Linked DNA regions of Homo sapiens: regions 1, 2 and 3 are each linked to region 4. The links are chromatin contacts, found by Hi-C or POLR2A ChIA-PET in ENCODE. All regions are on one chromosome and are shown on one strand. The core of a region is the stretch at or near the end of the contact, and the rest is flanking DNA. Distances in the headings are between cores, read along the strand shown.

Evidence for each region. A loop is a pair of places that touch in the nucleus more often than their neighbours do. ChIA-PET counts read pairs that join two places held with the same protein, here RNA polymerase II (POLR2A). Pooled maps may share reads with other maps.
Region 1: a loop to region 4 is called in a map of CD8-positive, alpha-beta T cell, with 5 times the contacts of the local background. The contact joins the promoter of UFSP2 here to the promoter of IRF2 in region 4. A Hi-C loop is called at or near these places in 1 of 168 maps with a recorded cell type or tissue (CD8-positive, alpha-beta T cell) and 6 of 50 pooled maps. POLR2A ChIA-PET finds 5 or more read pairs at or near these places in 2 of 52 experiments (WTC11 and activated naive CD4-positive, alpha-beta T cell).
Region 2: a loop to region 4 is called in a map of naive thymus-derived CD4-positive, alpha-beta T cell, with 5 times the contacts of the local background. The contact joins the promoter of TRAPPC11 here to the promoter of IRF2 in region 4. A Hi-C loop is called at or near these places in 1 of 168 maps with a recorded cell type or tissue (naive thymus-derived CD4-positive, alpha-beta T cell), 2 of 37 single-sample maps with no recorded cell type and 11 of 50 pooled maps.
Region 3: a loop to region 4 is called in a map with no recorded cell type, with 6 times the contacts of the local background. The contact joins the enhancer-like site here to the promoter of IRF2 in region 4. A Hi-C loop is called at or near these places in 2 of 37 single-sample maps with no recorded cell type and 4 of 50 pooled maps. POLR2A ChIA-PET finds 5 or more read pairs at or near these places in 1 of 52 experiments (PC-3).

Annotation. Positions count from the first base shown.
Region 1 is chr4:185,424,528-185,427,227 of GRCh38, forward strand. UFSP2 (UFM1 specific peptidase 2) reads right to left here and starts at 1,437. Exons shown (of 12, transcript NM_018359.5): 1 at 1,339-1,437. The coding sequence starts at 1,341. CFAP96 (cilia and flagella associated protein 96) reads left to right here and starts at 1,727. Exons shown (of 8, transcript NM_001114357.3): 1 at 1,727-1,869. RefSeq lists enhancers at 1,201-1,310, 1,381-1,740.
Region 2 is chr4:183,657,772-183,660,596 of GRCh38, forward strand. TRAPPC11 (trafficking protein particle complex subunit 11) reads left to right here and starts at 1,522. Exons shown (of 30, transcript NM_021942.6): 1 at 1,522-1,676. It overlaps RWDD4 (RWD domain containing 4), which reads right to left and starts at 1,414. Exons shown (of 8, transcript NM_152682.4): 1 at 1,158-1,414. The coding sequence starts at 1,181. RefSeq lists enhancers at 621-1,409, 1,324-1,453, 1,410-2,197 and silencers at 929-1,149, 964-1,173, 1,544-1,833.
Region 3 is chr4:183,721,426-183,724,125 of GRCh38, forward strand. No RefSeq gene overlaps it. Among named protein-coding and RNA genes, the nearest start is that of TRAPPC11, 63 kb to the left of the region's middle. RefSeq lists a silencer at 1,277-1,806 and enhancers at 1,758-2,519, 1,917-1,966. Within about 2 kb of position 1,451, at least 20 of the 41 ENCODE cell types and tissues checked have a DNase peak (open chromatin) inside an H3K27ac peak, as active enhancers do; they include PC-3, where a contact is called at or near this core.
Region 4 is chr4:184,472,983-184,475,873 of GRCh38, forward strand. It overlaps IRF2 (interferon regulatory factor 2), which reads right to left and starts at 1,568. Exons shown (of 9, transcript NM_002199.4): 1 at 1,397-1,568. It overlaps IRF2-DT (IRF2 divergent transcript), which reads left to right and starts at 1,820. Exons shown (of 1, transcript NR_186573.1): 1 at 1,820-2,891. RefSeq lists silencers at 1-646, 727-776, 1,587-1,706 and enhancers at 1,737-1,926, 2,277-2,606.

The DNA of each region.
Region 1 (2,700 bases), core at 187-2,686, 950 kb after region 4:
TTTATTCTAAGGAAACAATCAAGAAAGTTCAGGACAAATTTAGCTTCATGTTGTCCATTTATTCTACCGTTGTTCATCACAGAAAAATAAATGGAAACCACTTAAATAGCTATTAATAAGAAATCAGTTAAATAAAGAATACTACCAAACAAACTAGTATGTACCCATTTAAATAAAAAATATTTAAAGATACTGAAGATAAAAGTTAGACAGGAAAGAACAAATTTTAACTCTGCTACTTACTGTACAATTTTACACAATTTAACTTATCACTTAAGTCTGTTTCTCTTCTGTAAAACTGGAAAAATACACAACTTCCCAGGGTTGTTATGAAGATTCCACAAGACATCATTCATAAAAGCACTAGTCTTCCTAGACTTCCGAATTAGCTGAGATACTCTCTGAAGAAATAATACTGAGGCTGAGATCTGAAGGGTGAGTGAAGGTGCAATAGCCCATTCCAGGCAGGGCCATCGATGAGTGAAGATCTGCTTAAAAGACCACTTAGGTGACTACCCCAGATGGATAGATCTCAAGGCCAAGGATGGTAAGAGTGGCGACAGTGACAACAGACAGACATTTAGAAGTAGCATCTATAGGACTTGATTATTGACTGCATGTCGGGGAGTTGAGAAGAGGGAGATGTCAAGGATGATTTCCAGGTTTTGGGCAGGCACAACAGGATGTATGGTGGTGCCATCTACAGAGTTGGGGGTTCCTGGAGGAAGAGCAGGTGTGGGCTGTGGGGAAGTGGAAATGCTCAGTTTGGAACTTGCTGAGCTTGAAATACATATGAGCTATCCAAGTGGAGGCACGGTTAGCAGATTTGTGGGTCTGGAGCTCAGAAGAAAGGTCTAACTTAGAGATAAAATTTTAGGAGAACGCATAGGGTGTAAAGCGTCCCTGAAGAGCACCACCATTTAGGATAGGGATTGGAGAACCTTGCTGAGCAATGAGACAGGAGAGAAACCAGGGGAGGGAAATACCACGGGAACTAGGGGAATATAATATCCGAAGAAAGTTGCGCCTGTCCCAGGTTAAGCCCTTCTTGCAAGGCTTCAAAAACGCCGAAGTCTCTCAAAATACTTTCACACAGAGAAGTAGCAGGGGGTGCGTGTCCAAGGTGGCCGAGGCGGGGTGCACACTTGTGTAGGGCACTTTCCCCCCGGCCCAGCGCGGAGACAGGCGAACTGGAGAGCCGCCCTGCCCACGCAGCTCGCAGCTGCCATCTTGGACCCCGGCAGGACCAGCTCCTTTCAGGCGCTGTGAAGCCCGCTCGTGGCGGCTGCCAAAGTCCGGGGAAAAACACAGGGGTCGGTGACGAGCAGAGATACTCACCATGTCCGCGACGTGGCGGTGACACGGGCGCTGACGCCTGCCCAAAAGTTCCGGGGGCCGGCCCTGAAGTGGTGTCACCGCACGGCCCAGGGGCGGGGCCCGGGCGGACCAACTACAACTCCCGACATGCTCGGCGGCATGACGTCACGGAGCGTACCACACCGCAGTCCCTCGCGGACGGCGAGGCGGGGCGGGTAGCCGAAGACTTATGTTTGGTAAATTCTATTAGTTAAGTCTTTTCTGTCCTACAGAAGCTCACACATCCTTCTGTGTGTTCTTCGATGCGGATTCGAATCTCCTCGTATCCTCCCACAGCGTGCTTGGAATGGATTCTCCCGTACCCGGGGCAACACATCACACAATAAACGCCAGCTGTGGTGGAACGTGCAGAGGCGCTGCGCAGCCCAGGCGTGTCGCGCGCTTGGGAACCCTCGCCGCTCCCGCAGCGCAGTTAACGTGGACAAGCTGGGGCAACCTGGACGAGCTGGGGCAACCTGATCTCGGCTGTCGGAGTGGGTGTCCTCAAGAAAGGTGACTTGGTCCTCGCGGACGCCAGGTGTTGCCCCTTAGATACCTGCCACCTCCCAGCCTCCGTTTCCTCTCTGGGAAACAGACTCCTCATCACCTCCTCCAGTTTTCTGCCCCTTCTTCACCTCTCCTGACGCTCCATCCGTACCTTTTGCAAGGGAACGTGCCATAATTCGGCTATGCTCTATTTTCTTGTCTAATAGATTGTAAGCTCCTTGCGGGCAGCATCTATGCCTTCTTAAATCTGTTTCTAGTTTCTACCAGCAAGCTTGCCCCGAAGGGGATTGCAGAATATCTGTTAAATAAGTGAATGAATAATTTTGTAAATGTTGCTCAATAAGAGTTAAGTAGTGGCGGGCCGGGCGCGGTGGCTGACGCCTGTAATCCCAGCACTTTGGGAGGCCAAGGCAGACGCATCACCTGCGCTCACGAGTTCGAGGCCAGCCTGGGCAAAATGGTGAAACCCCTGTCTCTACTAAAAATACCAAAAAAAAAAAAAAAAAAAAAAAAAAAAAAAAAAAATAGCCGGGCATGGTGGCGGGTGCTTGTAGTCCCAGCTACTCGGGAGGCTGAGACAGGAGAATCGCTTGAACCCGGGAGGCGGAGGCTGCAGAGAGCCAAGACAGCTCCACTGCACTCCTAGCCTGGGCAACAGAGAGAGACTCCGTCTCAAAAAAAAAAAAAAATTAATAAGAAAAAAGTTAAGTGATGGGAAAGTTCTAGGCAAGAATTTCTTCCCTCCCTCCTCCCTGGCTCGCTTGTGTGCCGGGAGCTGCGCAGATGCGGGGATACCGTGAGAGGGAGGAACCTGTCTCAGCTCCTGCCCTTGTGCCG
Region 2 (2,825 bases), core at 272-2,771, 820 kb before region 4:
AGAGAAGGTCTGAGAAACTGGGCAGGAAACTATCTTCAAAGATCAGAACATCGGTCATCTGAAAGAAGAATGAAATTTTCTTGTTAAACTGGAGATTCCTGGGCCCACCACAGAAATTCTGATTCAGTAGGTCTGGGGTGGAGTGCACGCATCTGTTTTCTAGCAACCATCTAAATGGTTCTAAGGTAGGGGACTATGGTCCAACTCTGAGAAACATTACACTGTATGTTCTTTGCTTTGCAGGGAGAAGAAGCTATTAACGCATTCACTTAGAAATTCACCCGGCAAGAATATTTTAGAAGAGATTCAGATATCAACTAGCTAGCTTGTTGGACTTTGGGTCCTTTAAAGGTTAACTTCCAATCCAGAGATTCTATTACATTTATCATGTAAAAGTAGTAAGTTTCAAGCATTATACTTTAAATTAACAGTGAACTTATCTACCACCCAATAAGACCTGGTTTCTAGTCCCGATTCTACCACGTACTTACTGTGCAGCCCTGCGGCTATCATCGACCCACCTATCAAAGTTAGAAGGTTCCCCTACAGATGGCCCGTAGCACCCACCCCCCAACTCTAATATTATATGATTCAATGTCAAAATGGCATCTCACAAGGAAATATTTGAGCATAAACCATAAATTCAGGTGGTACATGAATGCTCAAAACAGACAGATGGGTAAAAGATTTCCCCAAACAATATGGACAGAAACTCAGATGCACCACCAGTGTCATTTTCTTCCATGAGAAATGTAACTAACTCAATTAGCCCTCTACTAGCCAAGAGATTTAAAGATGACCAGACTAAAATTTAAAGGTGATCAGCCTAACTCAGTAAACAGGCACTGAACACATGGGATTCAAGGAGAGCCAAGAGCACTGGATCGTGCACCAAGGACGCTCATCCCTGTTATTAAGTAACCAGGGGAGACTCCCGGATTTGCAAAAATGAAAAATGAGGGGGGAAGAGTGGCAGAGGCGGACTCCTGGCCATTCACGCGCGCTTGGGTGGGACGCCGGTGAACTCGGGGCACCCCGGCCGGCTCCGAGGGCACAGGGCACGTGCCGGGCAGGCTGTCCGGGCACCAGGTCTCACGGGGGCCCGGGGCTGCGCGCCGCGCCCGCGCTGGGAGAGGGCCCTGAGCCGGGGGGCTCACCTCCTGGTCCTCGTTGGCACTCATCGCGCCGGTCGCGGGGCGCCTCCTGAGCGGACGGCGTTCGCAACAACGAAGAGAAAGCGAAGGCAGCGGCCCAGAGGCCGGGCGTCCCCCTTTCGCGCCTCGGCTGTGGGGGCGGCACAGTCTTGGCACTGGCAGACGCCAACTGCGCGCGCCCCGAGCCTCGGCAGCGCCCAGCCGCCGGCAGTGGGCTGTGGGCTACGAGCCGGAGCCGCGGCTGGTGGGGCCTGGGAAGTGCAGCGTCTCCCTGACGCTTGGAGGAGCGGCGTAAAGTTCCGGGACAGCGATTGGTGTAGAGCGCGGTCACTCAGGCCCAGAAAGTGCTTCCTGTGCCGGGGGAGGTGGGTACAGGGAAGTCTCGCCTGTTGGAACTGGCTGTGGGGCTGCGGCGGTGGGGACGGGCCACGGCGTTCTGTGACATCCCCCCGCCTCCCCTCGTCTTCTCCCGGCTGGCGGCGACCGGCCTCAGCTGCAGCGGGCCCGGGGCGTGGGGCCTGGGTGAGTCCGGGCCCGGAGACCCGCGGGGCCAGGCGGGACCGCCGAGGAAGAGAGCTAGCTCTTAACAATGCTGGTTTGGGGGCCTGCGTTTTGCAATCCCATCGACGGGTGCAATCCTGGCACTTCTCTTTTAGACCCGAGGAAAGACGCACCCGTTTCTAGGGCCTCCCAGGTTTAAGACGGGGGAATAAGAGGAGGAAGATATCTGCCTTTAGGGACTGCAAGGTTATTTCTCTACCTTTCCTCACTGGAGCTACCAGAACAGATACTGGGACCATGGGGACGGTGTTTCTCCTACGTTGGATTGTTGCTTCTCATCTTTAACATCGAAACATCATTTCGTCCCCACACTGTCGTTCCTCTTTTGTTCGTTTTGTAGTTGAACATCTCTGAATCCCATTCTTAGCAGCCTTGTGTCCTAACACCCTGAACTTCCAGTTAGTTAAAAGAAAAAAAAAGTAACCACATTAGGTTTTGGGGTTTTTTTAGTTGCCAATTTGATTGGGTCACCTTTCTTATCTTTCACGCTAGTTTCCAGTTTACTTCCCTTGCATTACTTGATCTCCCATCCATTATTCACCTTCTATAGCTGCGCCTCCTTTCGTGTATAGTTTCGTTGGTTGCTCCATTGGATATCTGAAAATTTCTCCTTCCAGCCTGTCATTGAAATCCATTCGATCTGCGCCTGTGCGTTATCGGGGTTCTCATTCAAATTCCTTTGCTGCAGAATAAGCACGACCATTTCAGGTGACATAGGAGAATGTGGCAAGACTTTCTGATACAATTTTCGTGCAGCAATTTTGGGACACATTTCCCATAATTTAGATCTCTGCTGTCCAGTTCTGTAGCCAGTAGCTACATCAGGCATTTGAAATAGGCTAGTCTGAATTGAGATGTGCTGTGAGTGTGAAATACACACCAGATTTTGAAGACTCAGTACAAAAAAAGGTAAAATATGTCATTAATAACTTTTATATTATTGTCAGTATGATAATATTTTGGACATACTGTACTGCGTTAAATTGAATATTAAAATGAATTCCATCCACGTTTTACTTTTTAATATGACTGCTAGAAATTTTTAATTTATTTATGTGACTTGTATTTCTATTGGATGACAGTCATTTTTAGTTCCTCTTATTTCAACTC
Region 3 (2,700 bases), core at 201-2,700, 750 kb before region 4:
TCCAAGGTTAGGGTGAGGGCTTTCCCGTGGTGTTGGCAGCAGCTGGCGCCTGCGCCCTCCGTGCAGGAGAGCAGCTCCCTCCAGCGGCTTCCCTCGCGCTTTGTGCCTTGCCCACCGCTCAGACGCTCTGCTCTGAAAAGTAAAGTTCACAAGGTATCTTCAGCTGCAAGGATAAAATCAAGAAGACAACTTCAAACACAACCTTTATCAACTTAAAATCAATATTAATGTACGAATGGTCCGAATGGTCACCTTGGGAAATCAGTGAAAGGGCCTGACATGGAGAAGAGATTAAATTATGTTTAATAAATGTTCATTTTATGTTCATTCTTTGAAAACGGGCACTCATTGAGTGACAGATCTTTTACCACACACAAACACTAACAGATACGCGTAACTGCGCCCTGCGACATTTTATTTTCCGGCTGCTCCCCCTCCGCTGTCAGGTGGGCAGTGTCCACGGTGCTTAGGGGAACAGGAGGGGTTCCGGTGCTGCTTCCCTTCCGTGCACAGAAAATCCACCCAGGCTGGCGCGGCGGCTCACGCCTGTAATCCCAGCACTTTGAGTGGCTGAGGGGGGCGGTTCACTTGAGGTCATGAGTTCGAGACCAGACTGGCCAACACGGTGAAACCGTCTCTACTAAAAATAAAAACCGTCTCTGCTAAAAAAATTAGCCAGGCTAGGTGGCGCGCCTGTAATCCCAGCACTCTGAGAGGACAAGGCGGGTGGGTCACCTGAGGTCAGGAGTTCCAGACCAGCCTGGCCAACAAGGTGAAACCGCATCTCTACTAAAAATACAAAAATTAGGCCGGGCGCGGTGGCTCACGCCTGTAATCCCAGCACTTTGGGAGGCCGAGGCGGGCGGATCACGAGGTCATAAGATCAAACCATCCTGGCTAACACGGTGAAACCCCGTCTCTACTAAAAATACAAAAAAATTAGCCGGGCGTGGTGCGGGCGCCTGTAGTCCCAGCTACTCGGGAGGCTGAGGCAGGAGAATGGCGTGAACCCGGGAGGCGGAGCTTGCAGTGAGCCGAGATCCCGCCACTGCACTCCAGCCTGGGGGAAAGAGCCAGACTCCGTCTCAAAAAAAAAAAATAAAAAATAAAAAATTAAATTAGCCTGGCGTGGTGGCAGACATCTGTAATCCCAGCTACTGGGGAGGCTGAGGTGCGAGAATCATTTGAACCCGGGAGGCGGAGGTTGCAGTGAGCCGAGATCGCGCCACTGCACTTCAACCTGGGCGACAGAGGGAGACCTCATCTCAAAAAAAAAAAAAAAAAACAAAAGAGGAAACAAACAAACAAAAAACCTACACCAGCCCAGCCTCTCTAGCGAGGCTCACCCGCCCGCCCGGCCCCCGCACCCGGTCTCGGCTTCTCTGGCCAGGCCGCGGGGCCGTTCGGCGCGGGGCGGGGCGTCGGGGAGTTTCCGCAGCGGTTAGACCGGCCAGGGGACCTCGGGACAATGAGCCTTTCTGTTTTAAAGCCGGAACCCAGCCGGGCCGCGCCGCGAGGAGGCTCCCCTGAGGCTGGCAGGAGAGACCTGCAGAAACTCGTGCGCGCCGAGCGAGGCGGGCGCCCTGGGGCTGGGGCACGCGGCCGGCGGGGGCCGCCAGGGAGCGGCCGTGGCGGGACCAGGACTACGGTGCGCCCCGCCGCCGCCAGCACCCGCCTTGGGAAGCCCGTCCGACGCGTACGCTGCAGGGGCCTTCAATAGGGGCTGTCGCCACCTGCACCCGCGCCGCTGCGGTTCGCAGGAAACTCCTGTGGCTTTTCGGAAGCACAATGCAGAACGCCCGGTGAGGGTTTGCAAAGCCGCCCTGGGAGATGCCGCAGTGTGAAACCTTTACGGTTGCACCTGGCCTCTCTGCTGCATCTGGCCTGTCTGCTGCACCTGGCCTCTCTGCCCCACCTGGCCTCTCTGCCCCACCTGGCCTCTCTGCTGCATCTGGCCTCTGCTGCGCCTGGCCTGTCTGCTGCATCTGGCGCCTGTTGCACCTGGCCTCTTGGCTGCAACTGGCCTCTCAGCTGCGCCTCTTTGTTGCCTCTGCAAACTCGGGTGCCCTGGAGCTTCCTACCCAGAAGTGAGTGCCGTGCACACTGCAGGTGCGAGGTGCCCCTCCTTCTGTCTGTTCTGTTTGGTTTGGCAGATGACAGCACTCTCAGTGGGGCCTGAAACCTTGACAGTCATGGCTTTCTTTGTAAGGACTCTCTTCCTTCATTAAATCGCTTGTATTTGGATTACAGAGATCTGTCATAAAGAGATTCAGTACTTAATAATAACGTGGGGAAAGGATCACCAGGTACTGTTAAGAAAAAAGCAAGGACAGAACAGTGAATACGGTAATGATCTTGTTTCGTAATACAAAACAAAACAGACACTATGCAAATACAAACCCAAAGGAAAATGATCATGCATAAAAATACTGTTTTTGGGCCGGGGGCTGTGGCCCATGCCTATAATCCCAGCACTTTGGGAGGCCAAGGCAGGAGGATCACTTGAGTCCAGGAGTTCAAGATCAGCCTCGGCAACAAAGCGTGACTTCGTCTCTACAAAAATTAAAAAGAAATTAGCCAGGCGCTGGTGTGGGCCTGTAGTCTCGGCTACTTGAAAGGCTGAGGTATGAGGATTGCTGGAGCCCAGGAGGTCAAGGCTGCATTGAGCTATGATTGTGCCACTGCACTCTAGGCTGGGCG
Region 4 (2,891 bases), core at 318-2,817:
GCATGAGTTACACCCGCGACCCTTGGAACTTGGAACGGCTTCCCCAGCCCCGGCGGACGCCGGCCCCCAGGCCGTGCCACTGGGAGCAGGCGGGCGCCGCGATTGGCCGCGGCCGGCTTCACTCGGTGGGCGAGCCCTACCGGCGAGGCGGAAAGGAAGTGGCGGCCGCCGCGGCTTTGCACCAACCATGTTCGGCCAGCGGGCGAATGTCACCCGGCGCCCGGAGCCGGGTCGGAGGGCACGGGGCGGGCACTCGCGTCCCCACCCCGCCGCGGCCCGCGCCCCGGGACCCCGAGGGGACGCCGGCCCCCACTGCGCCGCTCGGTCCCCGGAGGCTCCCCGCCCCCACCTCGCCCGCTCCGTAGCCGAGGCGGGTCAGGCCCAGCGCGCGAGGCCGGCCGGGGGCGCCTGCGGGGACCCGGGGGCGCACGGCGCTAGGCCGCGGCCCGGGCGGCTGACCCCTCGGCACGGTGCCTTCCTGGGACGCGCCGCCCGAGCCCCTGGCGCGCTGGGACAAGTGCAATGACAAAGCCCCAGGGCCCGACCGGGCGCTGGCCGGCGGGAAGGAGGACGCGGCGTCCCTTCTGAGCGGCGGCGGCGGCGGCCCAGCCCCCAGGAAGCAGGGCGCGTCGGCCAGGCCCGGCGCCCGGCCCGGCTCCGAGCCCGCCCTCCCGCCCCGGCCGCTGGCACCCGACGCCCGCGACCCGACCCCGAGCCCGGCAGGCAGGCGAGCCCCTGGACCGCCGCGGGGCGCCCCAGCAAGTTTCCTCTGGCCGTGGCTGGAGGCGCTCCTCCCGGCCGGGGAGCGGTGCCTGCTTATTTACGCTGGAGGCAGCCTGGAGAGGCGCCGCCGCGGGCACCGAGAAGGACCCGCTCCCCTCCTTCGGATCCGGTGGCGGCGGTGGCTGCACACACACACACGCGCGCACACACAAACACGCACATACACACAATTTTGTTTTAAATGAGGCCCGACTCCAGCTGACCTGCACCCCCACACACAACACCTGGGGCGCAGAAGCACACACAGCAGGTCTGTGTCCATGGAGCCACCTCTCCGCATCTGCAAATCCAAAAGTGAAATTAAACCTCCACCAACCTCCTCCTCCTCCTCCCTCTCTACCTCCTCCTCCTCCTCCTCCTCGCAGCCTCAGCAGCCCCAGTAGCAGCAGCAACAGCAGCAGAACCTGCTTCCCCTAAAATCAGATGATCCATAATTGCGCCGACTGTTCCTCCAAAAATCAGTATTAATATTTATGAACCCCGGCATTTTCCGTCTGCAAAACATCGTGTCAAGGCATCAGGACACGCATACACACACGGCCCCCCACAGTCCCCAGAAACATGCCCTCGAGAGAAACACACACAGTCACAACTATTATTTGAAAAATGTTACCTCTCAGTGTGCTTTTTTCACGCTACCAATACAATTCCGCAAGGTATAAGTGTTGCTAGGGTATGTGAAATGGAAATGAAAGCCCGTCAGTTGAATAATCGCAGGAGCAAAACTAAAAGTTACTCCCCGGCTTGCCTGAGAACAGTCCAGATCGAAAGCAAAACAAGGAGAGGAAACTGCGAAGAGCCGCGGCTGGAAATCCCCCCACCCCCCGCCCTCCTCCGGCCGCGCTCCCTCCCTCGCCTCCCCTCTCCGCCCTCCTCCCTCCGCCCTTCCTCCCCAGTGTTTGTTTCAAGCTTGTGCAACCGGGAGGTGGAGGCGGAGGGAGGGCGCGAGCGGCCCGGCCGGGAGGTGCGGAAGTTCGCCGCAGCAGCTCATTGGCGGGCAGCGCCGCTTTCATCATTTCTCGGAAAAGTCAATTTCATTTTCGCTTCCCCAGGTCGCGGCGGCGGGAGCAACAAGCAGCGGCTCGTGAGTCCGCGGCTCGCACCCAGGGGCGCCCGCACGTGCGGCTAGAACGTCCGAGTCGGGGTCCGGGGCGGGGGGCGCAGGCCCGCGGCGGTAGGGGAGGAGAGCGGGCACCCGAGTCTCCATCCTCAGGGTGGCCTGAAGGTTCCAGGAGGGCGTCCGGCGAAGGCACGGGGCTGCGACCATCCAGTTAGCAGGGCTGGTGTGACTGTTGAGAGTAAATGAAAATTCGTTTTGTGACACCGACCACCTCCAAGGAATGAAAGGAGCAGTCAGCCGAAACGACAGCATTACTTGCGTCCTTACCTAATTGGAACCTTATCCGTGGCTGAGGGTGCCACCATTGGAGGGGCCGCCGCCCCCTCTGACACCACCTGGCGCTCCGCTCCATTTAGGAGCTAGAACGAAAAGGAGGCCCATCCCCCAGTAAGTCACAGCCCACGCCAAGATGAGTTCTGGAGCCTGTGCGACCGAAGTTTCTTCACCGCAGGGCGAGGTGGACAAGGGTGTGAGTTACTTTGACTTCAAGACGTCTCAGTGGCGGCTGGTTCTGGAGAGAGGCTTTATGCTGGAGCACTTCCAGCAAAGTTCGGCTGGGGCCTCCTTAACTCACTGGCTGGTCACCCTTGGCCTCGGTTTTCAACCAAAGCCTAAGGCCTCAGTTTTCAACGCTGTAAATGGAAATAAATGAGAGAAGAAAGTACAGCCCGTGTGACAAGTGCAGCAAGCAATGCAACTTCCTTGGGACCTACCCTTTGTGGTCCCTTGCTTTAAAAGTATAGATTCACATTTAGTTAGACCTGTTTCTTCCTCGCATGCAATTTCACCAGTCTTTTCCCAGACTTCTGTACTCAACAGAGGAAGTTCCTTCCTGGGAGACCATAGCTGTTTGTATGTAAAGAGTTGCGAAAAAACAAAAGCAAAACAAAAAACTCCAACACCTCTCTGTCACAGAAGTATTGAATTATATAGACTGGAAAAATGGAAGTATCCAAGAAAACGCGTGTGGTAAGAAAATGGCTAAGGT